Linked DNA regions of Mus musculus: region 2 is linked to region 1. A link is a loop called in an ENCODE intact Hi-C map of the cell type or tissue named here. Cell type or tissue: left cerebral cortex. All regions are shown on one strand.

The links. Hi-C counts contacts between places; a loop is a spot of excess contacts. Peaks named below come from ENCODE experiments on the same cell type or tissue, not always from the same donor. Only the 100,000 strongest peaks of a DNase experiment are listed, where the experiment ranks them.
Region 2: it touches region 1 in a loop (4-fold over the local background); 2 of 42 quality-filtered maps call a loop at or near these places.

The regions. Positions count from the first base shown.
Region 1 is chr12:52,914,776-52,922,775 of GRCm38, forward strand. All of the region lies in intron 5 of Akap6 (A kinase (PRKA) anchor protein 6), which reads left to right. Among named protein-coding and RNA genes, the nearest start is that of Gm51971, 120 kb to the left of the region's middle. In left cerebral cortex, a CTCF peak has its summit at 4,337 (motif pointing right); a DNase peak (open chromatin) is centred at 4,414.
Region 2 is chr12:53,137,041-53,145,040 of GRCm38, forward strand. Akap6 (A kinase (PRKA) anchor protein 6) reads left to right here. Exons shown (of 14, transcript NM_198111.2): 13 at 2,341-5,728. The coding sequence ends at 5,688. Among named protein-coding and RNA genes, the nearest start is that of Npas3, 110 kb to the right of the region's middle. In left cerebral cortex, no CTCF peak of the experiment used is centred here; a DNase peak (open chromatin) is centred at 3,767.

The sequences.
Region 1 (8,000 bases):
CTGCTTGCAACCTGGCTGCTCCTTCAAAAATACAATTCCCATCTTTCTGGAAACTGGCACTTTCAGGAAATGTCATTTGGAGGTGGTGGATGGCGGGTGCTGGTCTTTTCTGAAAGCAATGTTAGAAGTAGCATTGTACGAATGTACTACGGGGAAGACTCCTCTTTCTCTCTTTCCTTCACTGTTGTCTGTTTCCTCTTCAAAAACAGCTCCACTGGAGTGTTTGGCCTGCGAGATCGCGTATCTTAGAGTATGAACGTTCACGAGCTTTGACAATCTGAAAGATACATACACTCCACCAACATCACGATAGTGAGCACATTCATCACGCCAAACCTCCTCATGACACTTTGAGATTCCTTCCTTCAGCCCTTCCCAGACTGCACTGCAGCCCTAAGCAACTGCTGATTTGGTTTCTGTACTATCCAGTTTGCTCTGTCTCTAACTTCATAGGGGTAAGGCCGGCCAGCATGCTCTCCACTGGGGCACAGGCCTGATCTCTCTCCTTCAGCATGTTTCTTGTTAGCTATAATGACATCGCATCTACCGATGTTCCTTCTGTGTTGTTCACATGTGCATGGGCCACGCCTGATGCCTTGAGTTCCTGATAAACGTTTAATGTTTCCTCCACAGTCTTTCAAATTATGTATACCTGAGAAGAAGCACAATACATGCAAACATTGTGAATAGCCACCGCATGCCAGAGGACGTAGCTCTGGGATAGACCGTGTGCTTAGGAAATAGCCATCGAGAGTGTTTAGATTTCGTTCCTTTAAGGAAATGTTCAGCAGTAAGGCCACAGAGGAAGCCATCCTGGCTAGATCCACAGTTTGTCCATGTGCTTCTGGAAGGAGATCTCTCATCTCCAGAGTCCTTGGAAGACATACCTAATTCACCAAATGAGCACCACTCCATAGACATCGGAGCCAGGAAAACAAACCAGATCTTAACTCATTTATAGCCAGTCAGACTATCTAGGGTGAACTACTGTAGTCCAGCCAGACCAAAGAGTTGGGCAAGAGCAATGACTAAACCTAGGGTAGGGCCAGTCTTAAAACTTGGAGAGGAAATTTGGGTAGGCGTCCCATACTCTATGGCACAAGGATTGATCAATTTCATGTTGTCTGGCAGTTTTAAGTTTGTTATAAGAACTCTCTGACTATGTAGCCCAGGATGTCAGGGAACTCACTACGTAGCTCAGGCTGGCCACCAGCTCAGAGTACCAGAATAGCAGATACCACCATGCTTGTCTTAAGAAGCAACATTTGTAATTTTCAATTTGATATGTGAGAGCTGTGTAACACAATGGCGACTATGGGTTCAAGATTTTAGTTCATATATCTGAAGCACCCGTGCAACCAGGCAGATCCTGAGGTGCTAGAGCAATGATTCTCAGCCTTCCCAACACTGCCTCCTTTTAATGCAGTTCATGTTGTGGTGACCCTAAACCAGAAAAGAATTTTCATTGCTATTTCCTAATTGCAACTTTGCTACTGTTATGAACTGTAATGTAAACCTCTGGGTTTTGACCCTCCCAAATCTCCTAAGGGGTCTCGATCCACAGGATGAGACCCCCCCCACCCCGCCCCCGTGTGGAGCACGCTGCTTGAACCTGCCTTCTCTTGGGCCTTTCTATTGAACAGAGATGACCATAGGGTATACGATATAGTCCTGACCAGGAAAATTATATAAGATAAATGAAGGAGTTCAGAGAAAAGGTTTAATGTTTTCCTAGAGATAATTAGATGAAGGCCTTGAAGGGCATAGATTACTCTGTTGGATCAAATGAGAGGAGAGAGCTGGGGTAGGGACATCACGGTGAGGGTCATGGAGGAAAAGAGTGGAAGGGGACTGTCAGGTGAGGTCGAGCCTCCACTTGAGCCTTGAAGGGCGCTACTGGACAGTAAGGGACACTAAGTGACGATTTAAATCGCCAAATGTTTCTCAGGGGTACTGAAACTTTTGGCTTTGTGTCAAGCAGAAGAGTGACAGGAGTCAGTCACAAGTCCCATGGGGGTAAGGCCAGGCTGGCATAGTTTAGCTGAATGATCACAGTAGAGGACTGGCTTGAATAGAGTATTTGATGTTCTACTACGGACAAGCAGTTATCATTCTTCAAAAATGATGGATTTTTGCCTGGCTGTGTGCAGACATGGCAGAAACTACTCGAAGTGGGTGGCAGTATAAAGGTCTGAGGAGAGGCCTCCCTCCTGTCCTCTCAGACACCAGCTCTCTGCTCTTTCTTGATATCATCACACGATTATCCCAAGTATTTAAAAACAGCTACACATATGTGCGGTGCTTTGTGCCCAGCTTAAACTAGCAACAGATCAAAAGCAGTAACTATAACACAACTTTATCCTCTTTGGATGGCTTTAACAGTATTTCCATCTGGGGTACTCTGTGATTTTCTTTAAGCAATCCTTTATGCTAGACCCTTAGGTTATGTGTAGTCTTCTATCTCCAACGATGCTTCTGTGCACATGCTCAGACCTTAATCATCTTGTTTGGTATGAGCATGTCCTTACATTCAGACTTTCTGGCTAAAAAGGCTATACACGTTCAAAACTTTCATCTATTACTAGATTGTCTTTGGAGACGATGCGGTGTGTGCTCCGTGCTGAGCACGCCCACTGCCGTCTGCTGTTGAAGCTTGTTGCACACTGCTTAGCCTTGTCCATGCGGTGGTTAGCAGGGATGACCACTGTGCTTCCAGCATTTGGGGTGGGGTTGTCACCTTCTCCATGTTTGGGGGCATCGTTTGCATTTCTTTCCTTGGGTCTGTCTGCTCATTATCTGTGTCTGGTCTTCTGTTGGGTCATTACTATTCTACTTCTGGATTTACATGCATTTCTTAAATACCAAAGGAAGCAGTCCCTTGTCTGTGCCGTGAATGGAAAATATCTCGAAAGGAAACCATCAAGAAGTCTCTTCCAAACGTACAGGGACATCTCAACAATTTGTGCCTGTACTTAGGCAGACTTGGGAAGCCATGCTGGACCTCTGCACCTGGCAAAACCAGGCATGAAAATCAAAGCTAAAACCTTAGATATAGAGGGTCGAGTTTAAGATCAAAGAGTTTGTAGGTGGATTCGGAGATTAAGAACATCAGAGCAAGCCGGGCGGTAGTGGCACACGCCTTTAATCCCAGCACTCAGGAGGCAGAGGCAGGCGGATTTCTGAGTTCGAGGCCAGCCTGGTCTACAGAGTGAGTTCCAGGACAGCCAGGGATACACAGAGAAACCCTGTCTCTAACAAAACAAAACAAAACAAAACAAAACAAAACAAAACAAAAACCCAAGAACATCAGAGCAGTGGGAATGGAATACTGGGTGAGTGGGAGTGGGTTGGGGGAGGGGGACAGGAGCAGATTACAGGGCGAATCAGGGGTTCACACCAAGAGCTGCTTTTGAGACTCGCTCATGTTCAGTCAGAAATGTCAGACAACATCTTTTTGTCTGCCCTGTTCTGGTCTATGGCACCCTGAACTACACCCAACTGAGTGTGGGAAAGACTCAGATGCAGGGAGGTGTGTAGATGGATGAATGCTTCTCCGCATGAGCCGGGCCTCCAGGCACTGCCAGGTGTGTGTGTGTGTGTGTGTGTGTGTGTGTGTGCGCGCGCACACCAAGCTACTGGGACATCATCACTCCACAGATGTAGCAGTGTGTAGTGTGGACTGAGGAAGCGCGATTCAGCCCCTGCCTTTCACTCAATGTCTAGTTAAAGAGAAACATCACGCTACACTCAGTGAGAAAAGCAAACAACGTGAGACAGCATAAAGCGAAAAGCACAGACCTCCACCCTGCCGACTAACCAGCCCAGGCAGTCTGCTCTGTGTTCTGTGGAGCCCTTTTATGTGAGACGAGCACACTTGCAAGTCCGTGTTGGATATAAGTCAGTAAAGTGCTTCCACAGACCTGTTTCCATCTGTATACAAAAGAACTCCGGTACATTCTCACAGCTCCTTAGTGTTTGATCACGTGGACATGCCCCGGCTTATTTAATTAAATCTTGTCATGATGGGCACTTTAGCTTCTTCCTTATTTCTGCTTTCTTTTTTCAAACCGTGCTCCACGAATATTCAGTCTAACACTGGCAGACAACCTTCTTGTCCTTTTCCAGGCAGCCTGCAGCAGCAGCTCAGGGACCCCATGTAATAAAAAAAACCTCTATCATCCTCTAGGAACAGCTTTCACTGTAGGTAATAAGAACCGAGGCAGATCCGTGTTTGTGCGTGGGAAATCTGAGTCCCCATTTACAGGTGGACTTTAAAAGCACAGCCTTTTGACCCTCTTTGTTCATCCTAGTATTAGTGCCTGCAATTTGTGTTGGCTGCCACAAGGTGGCAGAGGAGCACCAGACTCCACTTGTTCTCGAGGTCCCATCTTTATTGTGCCCTCGCCCGGATCTTCATAAACACAATTGGATTTAACTAGAGGACCGGACGTGTCTGGTTAGGAGAATGATCAGAAAATGCAGACGCACACGTCTCCCATCACCATCTAGATCTCTGTGCTTCATTTCTGATTCAATCGCCTTTATTTCTACCCCAAGAAAAACCAGCGTTCCCAAACACTTCTGACTGCTGGTCTTTTGCTGGCCCTCCTGTGTCTACCTCTGCTCCATTTTTCATTGCTTGAAGTTAAGAGATCACAAGAGTTTGTTTTTCACCTGCCGCTCACCTTTCCTGCTTCCCCTTCTCTGCTGAGATGACGGACAGCCATGGCCTAAGCAAGTTGAGCTTCCTTCACAAGAACAGGAGCTGCCTGCCGTGGGGCTGTGCTCCTCAGGAACAGGGCTCAGTCAGCCAGACTTCAAAGCCCAGAGCGTGCGTTGGGCCCAGTTGCCCACCACCCCCTTCAGCCTCAGGAGCAAGGCTACAGCTTTCTGAGTGCTCTGACGTTCCATTTGCTTGTCCCTTGGCTCCCATCAGTTTAAAGTGTGGCTGAGTGTTTAGCAGGATATGGTACCATTTCTCCTGTTTATCTGAAATACTCAGCACCCAGCCTGAGTCGTTTGCTGTGGTGGTGGTGGTGGGGTCTGTCAGGAACTACAGCATTCGGGCATTTTGCCTTTGCTTGTGACATGGAGGGGGCATAGGCAGAGAGGGAGGCTCATTTTGGCCATGTGACGGTCATAACCACATTCCAGTGCTCTCATGGTTCATTCTGTGTGTCTAGGAGACTCGTGTTACTTTTCCCAGTCAGGAAGAACTGCACTTCCTTCCTGCTTGGTTTAAGGGCTCTTAGGCCATAATATGTAACAATTCTCATGATTTTGAATATCGTTAGTGCCCAGTTTACTAACTTATAGCTTACTTTTTTCTCAGACAGTAATGGCTGCTTTTAACTAGATGATCAGAGAAGTGGTGAGCTTATTGAGCACAGCACATCCAGAGCTATGGTGTACTGAGCACTGAAGAAAAGTTTGCAGACAGGCCTTGCGTTCTGTGGGCCATGCACAGGACTGGCTGAGGGCATTGATTAAGGACCAGGGACTCACATCTTATCACATGGAATTTTGGGAACTTGAATCAGTTTATCTGGTATATATAGTAAAAACTTCAGATTTTTATATTAACCAGGAGAACATTTACCTATGGGATGACTTTTGGGAAGGTGACATTAGCAGTGGTAGGCGAGGAAGACTCTCCTATTTGGGCGACTTTTGCACATCTTCCTTGAGTACTTAAGAGTGTATGGTAGGAATGGCTCACATCTTCTTAAAGAAGTTGAAATTCTGTGTTTTGGCTAGTGAATCTGTGACAAGAAGGGGGAACCCGAAGGTTTCCTTTTGTTTGTAGGGGTGTGATTCATCTCCTTTGGCAAGATAAAGCAATTAAAAAAAACCACAATGGAAATAAAAATGATAATTCAGCTATTAGAAGGGTTAACATCTCTGCAGCTTTAATATTACTTCTTAAAAATATGAACATTGTATGACTAGACAGGATGTTAATAACTTGACATTACAAAAATTTATTAAATTTATTTTTAAAGTGGTTTGGTTCCCCCTTTTGAATGCATAAAGCGTGTGGGAGTTGGAATGGATCTGCCCCAGGCTGCCAAAACAAGATTTTAATGGAACCGGAGTCCTTCAGGGATTGTCCTAAATCCACATAATATTCTTAAGTCCTGGTGTTTGCACTGGGACCTGTGTATTAGCAGATGTACGTGTGAATAATATACGTATATCCATCCATCACCCTGGTGACTCCACATCCTTAAGGGCTGCCGCACATCAATTATTCCACCTCAGGGGGTAGAGAGATATTTGGGCTAGCATTGACCTTCTTTTCAATCAGGGCCTCCAAACAGTATGTTCTGGAAGTCAAATAGTCCCTTCAGACAGAACCTCTGTTTGAGCACGCGTTTGGCCTGATGTCTCCATGCTGAGGAGCTGAGGAGTCAATGTGATTACCTGTGTCAGGTGTGGAGGCAGCGTCCGGGCAGCGAATGAAAATCCCGTCACTCAGAGTCACGGTCAGCATTCAGAGTCTCACCCATCTATCTCCATCTTGCATAAGTTATTAGCCAGTCTATCAGGGAAGAGCGTCAACCTCACTGAGCTGCTCTCTCTCTCTCTCTCTCTCTCTCTCTCTCTCTCACACACACACACACACACACACAGTCTTTGAAATAAATTATAGATTGAGGAGCTAGACTCACTTTCAAAGGCTTGGAGCCATTTTTATGAACTGAGATCTTGGGAGCAGCGTCTCTTTAGGAGGAACAAGGTTTTTGCCTTTTTAAAAAAATTTTTTTGTCTGTTTTCAAGAAAAAGACTTTTCAAACACGTGGTTTTAATTTTTTAAAAACACTTGGAAATTATTTCTTAAATGCACAAAGTTCTCTCCTTCAGTTTCTGATAGTTGAAGGTGTGTTCTAGATTGTTGTGACCGAGGAACCAATGACAAAGCCACTTCATTCTGTTGGGAAAATGTACAGTGACTGGCCGTTTATTTAATTGTGTGCTAAGTACCATATGATGAGAGGGTAAAGTTAAATTGATGATTCAGGTTACCCCAGCCAGGGTACAGTTTATATGGCAATTATGCTGGGTCATCTAAGTGTAATTGGCAAGTAATTTTGTAAGCGAAGGAACATGACAGCTCATTTACATGGTGTTCACCGAGTAAAATTTGGGGACATTCATCAACCACTCTCGAGTGCAGAGTGATCGCATTGATATCCCCCGGCGCTGCAGGCTGTTGGGCGATGGTGTGCGGGATGAGTCGTGAGGTGTGCACTCCCCTCTATGGTGGCTAGATGTGTGCCAGGCACTTTTGTTCCAAAGTGGGTGAGACCTCAGCCCCTTTCTCAAGGAGCTCAAGGGTGGGAAACAGACCTCTCAATAATTTAGAACAGGGGTCGGTAAGTGGAGGCTTGAAGCTTGCTGTGGTTATAAGCGTCTAGGGTGGAAGATCAGGGAAATCTTGCTAGTGAGCACACTGAATTGGATTTTAAAGGATGTTGCGGCTTTGCTGAAATAGCACTTGCCAGACAGAGGCACGGCAAGAACAGAGTCCTAGAGGAGCAAGTAGACAAGGGCGTGGAGAACCCTTGGAGTTGAGCTGATAGCACCTGCAGCCAGATAAAGGCTGAGCCAGATACATATGCCTGGCCAGCCATTCAAGGACTTAAGAAGAGGTGGGCCTCCATCTGAGCTCTTCTGAAGACGTTGTTTTGTGTAGTAACAATTAACTGTGCTATTATGGTGGACTAGGTTTTGTTCTATGTGTACCAAGGGATTTTTATCTTTATTACCACCTAGGAAATAGGCACTAAAATTCTTTTCAAAAATGAGAAAACTAAATAGACAGGGGTTGCCCAGACTTAAACAGAGAGTGACAAGGGAGCTGGGCTTTGACCTTAACTGTCCAGGTCTGAAGCCCTTGCCTGCCGCTAGCAGTAACCCACATGATGCTTCTGGCTTCCTTGGCACACTCTGCTGGAATTCTAGACTAATCGTACTCACTAGGCTCCGAGAGCGGTGAG
Region 2 (8,000 bases), 220 kb after region 1:
GGATTGAGGCTTTACAAATGTGCCCTAATATGCTCCAGGTGAGGTTTTCTTCCTCCCACTAAAGAAAGAAAGCTGAGTGGCCTGTTTTCAACCAGACAGTTGAGATAATCTGATTTGTAATGAGAAAACCCTGCCTTCAGAGCTATCACCATTCTCTTTACCTACCAGATCATGGTTTGTTTTTGAAGAGTAAATTGGAAGGGATGGTAAGAAGGAGATATAGCCAAGGGGGAGTCAGGGAACTTATGAGCAACTCTACACATCGTAAGAATTAGTTACCAAATATTGACTGTTTCCCTGGGCACTTATAATTATTTTACATTTCATCCAAGAGTGATTTTGAAGATCAATAGAGCTGTATCTATCTTATAGGTGATGATGCTGATACTCAGAAAGCTTAAATAACTCATGCAAGCTAATGAAGCTGGTGAGAGCAGCCAGGCCATTGGCTTGTTGGCTAGTTCTAGAGTCATGGTCGTCCATCTGCCTCCTTGGCATGAGTGTAGGTAGAGCTGAGAATGCTCTATGGTTCTATCTGTAGGAGAAGTTCTCAGGGCCCACAGTGCATTTTTCACCTTCCTTGGCTCCACAATAGAACCAGATAGCTGGGTGAGAAATGAGGGTGCCGAAAGAGCCGTTTAACAGCTCCATCCCATAGAAGGCCAAGAGAATACTGAGTTCTCATGAAGACAGGCAGAGCACAGAAGAAGGGCACCTAGGCTATTGCATCCCTGGGAGTCAGGGAAGTCTTCAGACAGTTAGAAGCATAGGCAAACCAATAGTAATGATCAACAAAAGTCCAAGTGATATCTCTCTCACAAAGAAAAGATAAAGAAGAAAGGGAGCCAGGAAACAATGGTTAAGGAGCTGCCTGGGAACTCTCAGGAAGATGTGGGCATTGCTCATCTCAGCCAACAGGAGGCAAAGCCTAGTTCTCACAGCCAAGACCAGAAAAGAAAGAAAAATGAAGGTGTATACACTGTTATAGGTTCCTGGGTAAATAGGACTTTAACCTAAAATTAGAGGCAAGAGGGTTATGACGCACAGCAACAGATAGTATTCTACTAGAGACTTAGGGAGGAAATTGCTATGAGAATATATGTACCCTACAATATTTCATGGATTCTACCTTTTAGTCTTCATTTAGCAGTTTTATTTTTAGCTGCTTTAGTTACTTTCACATAACACAACCAAAATATTGACTTAAGTAATTTAAGAGGAAGGGTATTAAATGCAGACACTATTGTATATGCCAGCAAGATTTTGCTGAAAGGACCCTGATATAGCTGTCTCGTGTAAGGCTATGCCAGTGCCTGGTAAATACAGAAGTGGATGCTCACAGTCATCTATTGGATAGAACACAGGGCCCCCAATGGAGGAGCTAGAGAAAGTACTCAAGAAGCTGAAGGGGTCTGCAACCCTATAGGTGGAACAGCAATATGAACTAACCAGTATCCCCAGAGCTTGTGTCTCTAGTTGCATATGTAGCAGAAGATGGCCTAGTCAGCCATCATTGGGAAGAGAGGCCCCTTGGTCTCACAAACCTTATATGTCCCAGTACAGGGGAATGCCAGGGCCAAGAAGTGGGAGTGAGTGGATAGGGGAGCAGGGCGGGGGGGAGGGTATAGGGAACTTTCAGGATAGCATTTGAAATGTAAATGAAGAAAATATCTAAAGAGAGAGAGAGAGAGAGAGAGAGAAAGAGAGAGAGAGGGAGGAAGGGTATTTCTTTTGGCTCATGGTTTCAGAGGGTCCCATTCATAGTCACCTGGCCCCATGCCCTGGGGCATGTAATGGAGGAGCTTTGTCTGCTCTGCTGTGAAGAAATAGCAGAAAAGGGGCTAAGAACAGTTCATCCCAAAGAGCCACCCCAAGTGACATACTTCTTCCTGCTCAATCTTACCTGCAAAGTTCTCCAGAAGCTCCCCAAATTGTGCCACCAGGTGGGGAGCAAGCTTTCAAAACATGAGCCTGTAGGACACATTTCATATCCAACCCTCAATAATCAACCCAAGCTGAGATTTGAAACATAGCACAATCAACAGCAAATGGTTAGGACCATAAAGGATCATGTACTAGTATAGTGATTTTATATTTGAATCTACGTTAATGCCTCAGTGACAGTCACTATTGATAATAGCCCACCCCTACAGTGTTTGGATATTATCTCAAGGAGAACTAGAGTTCTTGATGCTGGTACCTTCCAATCTGCACTTCAGTTTTGTGTTCTAACTTCCAAGAGGTCCTAATAGATAACAATTTTCCGATTATGTTCTCTAATTCTCCCCCCCCCCTCTCTCTCTCTCTCTCTCTCTCTGTCTCTCCTCCCTTCTATTACAGGAGACTCTGAATGTGATTGACCCTGGCTTGATGGACCTGAATGGAATGAGTGAGGATGCCCTGGAATGGGATGAGACAGACATAAGTAACAAACTCATTAGTGTGCATGAAGAATCCAACGACCTTGATCAAGACCTGGAGCCTATGGTCCCAACAGTGAAACTTGAAGAGACACACCACAAGGACTCCGGTTATGAAGAGGAGGCAGGTGACTGTGGAGGGTCCCAGTATACCTCAAATATCACTGCCCCTTCCAGCCCACACATTTACCAAGTGTACAGTCTCCACAATGTTGAGTTCCACGAGGACAGCCACACTCAGTTTCTAAAAAGCAGCCCCAAGTTCACAGGCACAGTGCAGCCCACTGTTTTAACTAAGAGCCTCAGTAAAGATTCTTCATTTTCATCCACAAAATCGTTACCAGACCTTTTAGGGGGTTCCAGCTTGGTGAGGCCTTACTCGTGTCAGAGTGGAGACTTGAGCCAGAATTCAGGCAGTGAGAGTGGAATTGTCAGCGAAGGAGACAATGAGATGCCAACCAACTCCGACATGAGCTTGTTCAGTATGGTCGATGGGTCCCCGAGTAACCCTGAAACACAACATCTGGACCCACAAATGGGAGACGCAGCCAATGTGCTGGAGCAAAAATTTAAAGATGAGGGGGAGTGCATTAAGCTTTCAAGTGTCTCTCAGGCATCTGTCTCACCAGTGGGTTGTGTAAATGGGAAAGCTGGGGACTTAAACAGTATTACCAAACACACCACTGATTGTTTGGGAGACGAATTACAAGGAAAACATGAGGTGTTTACATTTTATGACTACTCGTACCTCCAAGGCTCAAAACTCAAATTCCCAATGATAATGAAACAGCCGCAGAGTGAGAAGGCACATTTGGAGGATCCCCTTCTTCGTGGTTTCTATTTTGATAAAAAGTCCTGCAAACCTAAACATCAGACTTCTGAGTCACAACCAGACGCGCCCCTCCATGAAAAGATCTTGGCAAGTGCCCCCCACGAGATGGGTCGAAGCTCATACAAAAGTAGCGACATAGAGAAGGCACTCACGGGCATCCAGAATGCCCGACAGCTCTCCCTTTTATCTCGTAGCTCATCTGTAGAGTCCCTTTCCCCAGGGGGTGATTTGTTTGGATTGGGAATCTTTAAAAATGGCAGTGACAGCCTCCAGCGAAGCACTTCTTTAGAAAGTTGGTTGACATCCTATAAGAGCAACGAGGATCTTTTTAGCTGTCACAGCTCTGGGGACATAAGTGTGAGCAGTGGCTCGGTTGGTGAGCTGAGCAAGAGGACATTAGATCTTTTGAATCGTCTGGAGAACATACAGAGCCCCTCAGAGCAAAAGATCAAGCGGAGTGTTTCAGATATCACTCTGCAAAGCAGTTCCCAAAAGATGTCCTTCAGTGGCCAGATGTCACTGGATGTCGCATCCTCTATCAATGAAGACTCGCCGGCATCTCTTACCGAACTGAGTAGCAGCGATGAGCTCTCTCTTTGCTCGGAGGACATTGTGTTACACAAAAACAAGGTCCCAGAGTCCAACGCATCATTCAGGAAGCGCCTGAATCGCTCGGTGGCTGATGAGAGCGACGTCAATGTCAGCATGATTGTCAACGTCTCCTGCACCTCTGCTTGCACTGATGACGAAGACGACAGCGACCTCCTCTCCAGCTCCACTCTCACCTTGACGGAAGAAGAGCTGTGTCTCAAAGATGAGGATGACGACTCCAGTATCGCAACGGATGATGAAATTTATGAGGAAAGCAACCTGATGTCTGGGCTGGACTACATCAAGAACGAACTGCAGACGTGGATAAGACCCAAACTTTCCTTGTCGAGAGAAAAGAAACGGCCCAGTGTCACTGATGAAATAAAGGTCAATAAAGATGGAGGAAGTACCGAGAGGGCCAATCCCTCGGACACCCTGGACATTGAGGCCCTTCTAAATTGCTCCATAAAACGTCTCTCTGAAAACAATGGGAATGGCAAGAACCCACCCAGAACTCATGACTTAGGAACCAAAGGTGAAAATAAGAAAAATACGTACGACGTTACTAAAGATCCACATGTGGCCGACATGGAAAATGGCAATGTTGAAAGTACTCCAGAGAGAGAAAAGGAGAAGCCAGAGATCCCAGAGGCATCAGCGAACCTTGCTTCAAATGTGAAAAAGATTTCTGAATCCAAGCACGACGAGTATGAAGCATTAATGGATGGTTCTGATGATTCAAGTGTCACTGGGAAGGAATTTGGTCCCCCAAATGATAGGCATCCTCCACAGATTGGTGCCGATCCCCAGCATCCTGAAAGGGGTGACTGCACATCAGTCCAGAACTCTTGCTCAGGACTACTGTTGGAAACCGGTGGCGGAAGCAGACAAGATAGTGATGGACTCAAATCTTTGTCTAATGATGCACCAAGTGTGGCTAGAAACGCTGCTGGTTGCTGCCTACTCGAACAAAATGAGACAGAGGAAAGTGCTTCTATCAGCAGCAGCACTTCCTGTTGCAACTGCAAGCCAGATGTTTTCCATCAGAAAGATGATGAAGATTGTTCGGTACATGACTTTGTTAAGGAAATCATTGACATGGCATCAACAGCCCTCAAAAGTAAATCACAACCTGAGAGTGAGGTGGCCGCTCCCACGTCACTGACCCAAATTAAGGAGAAAGTGTTAGAGCATTCGCATCGGCCCATACACCTGAGGAAGGGAGATTTTTACTCCTACCTATCTCTTTCGTCCCATGACAGTGACTGTGGGGAGGTCACCAATTACATAGATGAGAAGAGCAACACCCCATTGCCACCAGACACCGTGGACTCTGGCTTAGATGACAAGGAAGACGTGGACTGCTTCTTTGAAGCTTGTGTTGAGGACGAGCCTGCTGATGAGGAAGCCCGTCTCTCCAGTGCCCTTCCAAATGAATCAGAAGTCCAGGATGAAGCTGCTAAGCCAGAACAAATGACAGCCAGCTCTTCTGTGTTCCGTGATGAGACAGACACGGTGCCTCTTTCAGGACTTTCCCCTCAGAAGGGAGCTGATGATGCAAAGGAAGGAGATGGTGCGTCCCACACTTCCCAGGGCTGTGTGGAGAGCGCAGAGCCTACCACCCCCCCAGGAAAGGCCAAGAGAGAGGGGAGTTCAAGAAAGCAAAGTGTATCAGGAACGCCAGAAGAAAACGCTGCTTCAGCCAAACCGAAAATTCAAGCTTTCTCTTTGAATGCAAAACAGCCAAAAGGCAAGGCTGCACTGTATCCCAGCCCCCAAACTTTAACCTGCAAAGAGAAGCTCGTAAGCTTTCATGAAGATCGACATAGTAACATGCATAGGTAGAATGTAATGCCCCCAAGCATGGAACTCATCTCATTGAAAGGTATGTATGAGTATTTCTGCTGTGTGTGTGTGTGTGTGTGTGTGTGTGTGTAGATATGAGTTTACATTAATAGATCCACTATAGAAGACTGGTCAGCATGATTAGCTGTGACACATACACATCTGGATAAGACATTGAGTAGAAACACAGCAGTGGTAGTCACTGTGAAAGGCACAAGGGGACCAGTGGTGACATTTTGACATTTCAAGTGACATTATATTTATTCCATCATTTTGGCAAGAGCAATACAATATTTGAGAAACCAGCTGATCCATTTGGGGTTTTAATTCCTCTGACTAGAGGAGAAAATGCCCCGAGAGTTGCAGGCATTCCTTGAGATCAAAATGCACGTTCAGTAGCTGTATTCCTTACTGCAGCTCCTATTTAGAACTGCCCCGTGATGAGCAAGGGTCAGACTGAAGGCTGTGCCTCCTTCCAGACATGGGTTTTCCCTTAGGCTTCTGCTTCATAGAACTAGCATCCCAGTCACTCCCCTTAACACGGCCTCAGAATCCAAACAGGAGCAAAAAGTTGAGGGAAAAGAAGAGGCTCCTATTTGTACACACACAGATGAAGCACCAGCGCAAAACGCGCATATTGGGAGGATACGTGACAAGTTAATGGCGTCTCGATAAAAACAGAATTTTTGAATTTTGCCTGAAGGTGACAGGCTGATTGCCATCAATTTTTTTTTGAGAAATTCATTCCACTTTTCATATTTAATAAGACAGCTATTGATTGATAATCCTGAGGTGGTGATACAGCTCTAGAAGCGATACGGAGACTCTGTTATCTCCCATTTCTAAGACCCAGTGGTGAATGCACTTGCTCAATCAAGTTTAAAGAGAAATTTAGCTTTCAAACCTGAGAGTTGTGTTTCACCAAAGTATGAGGTGCATAACGCCCCTCCACCCCCACTACAGAAGCCTAATGCCGTAACCTAAACTCGTGCTATAGGAAATGAATTACAGAAGCAATCTACCCTAATTTGTTAACTTATTCAAATAACAGTTATTATACTTAACTATGCTAAAGATTATCTTTTTTGTGGCAGATTGTTTATTTTTTTGATGAGCCTAATTACTGATTTTCTAAAAGTAATTTACATTTATTACAAATACATCTTTTAAAATGTGACAGATAAATGTTGTTCCCATAATGTATTATGAAAAAAGTTACTATTTAAAAACACATTATTTAATTTGAAAGATGAATGGCAAACATCATTATTTTTTTTCCTGCAACACCTGTGCCCTGAGCTCATTAAAATGTGCGATTCTATGTTGAGCTGCTAGAATGTGGTGCGAGGGGGGAATCTATACCATATATATACCCTAAAAATAAACTCAGTATGCAAAACTGAAGAAAGGCATCCTACTTACTGATGTAGCTTCACTAATTTTCTATTTCAGACACTATTTACAATTGGTTGCAAGTGAGAACAAAAGAGGGAGAGAGAGAGATGTGTTTTCTGTGAGTTGTGGCCACCCTATAATCACACCCTCCATCAGTATGCAGTAAAACTGACCATTAAGGGAGAGTAACCGGGATACCATAAGCCGCCTCAGAACAGGTTCTATTAGAACTGATTGGATGCAGGCTCTGCCCGCCTCTGCAGAAGGACCCAGAATGCCTGGCTGATTTTGTTTTCTGAAAAAGGATAAAGGCTTGAAAGCAACAGCGTTGTGAGCATGCCACCCTGTGACTGTGACCCTCAAGTCAGCAGCCCTGCTGAGATCTGGAGCAGAGACGCGCTGGCCCTAGTGAAGGCTCTGGGATGCATTCTCCCTGTTTGATCCTCTGGGAGTCTCTTCTCTTCCTCACACAGAGAAATGGAATTGAAATGAAATGTAAATGATGAGCAATTCCATTTTTTGACTTGAGGGGAAGTGGTGGTGCTGATAGATCTGTGTAATTGTTACATTTTACAAGCATAGATGGTGTAAAAATATATCAGCCACTTGCCTGCCCATCAGAAGGGTTCTCTTGTGCCCCACACCAGGCTGTACTGTGGGCAAAGGGAACAAGCAGCCAGATTTTACTTCTGTAGAACTGACATCGCCCCCAAGTGACTTGTTATAAGCCTAGAGCTATGTGAACAGCCATAGATTGCTCCTATCCACCTTTGAGGGTGTGTGAGCACAAGTGTGAGTGCTTGCGTGTGTGAGTGTGTGTGTGTGTGTGTGCGCGCGCGCGCGCGTGCACATGTGCATGTACAGTGTGAATGCCTATGTGTACATGTGTGTTTGTGCGTGAGTGTATGCATGTGTGT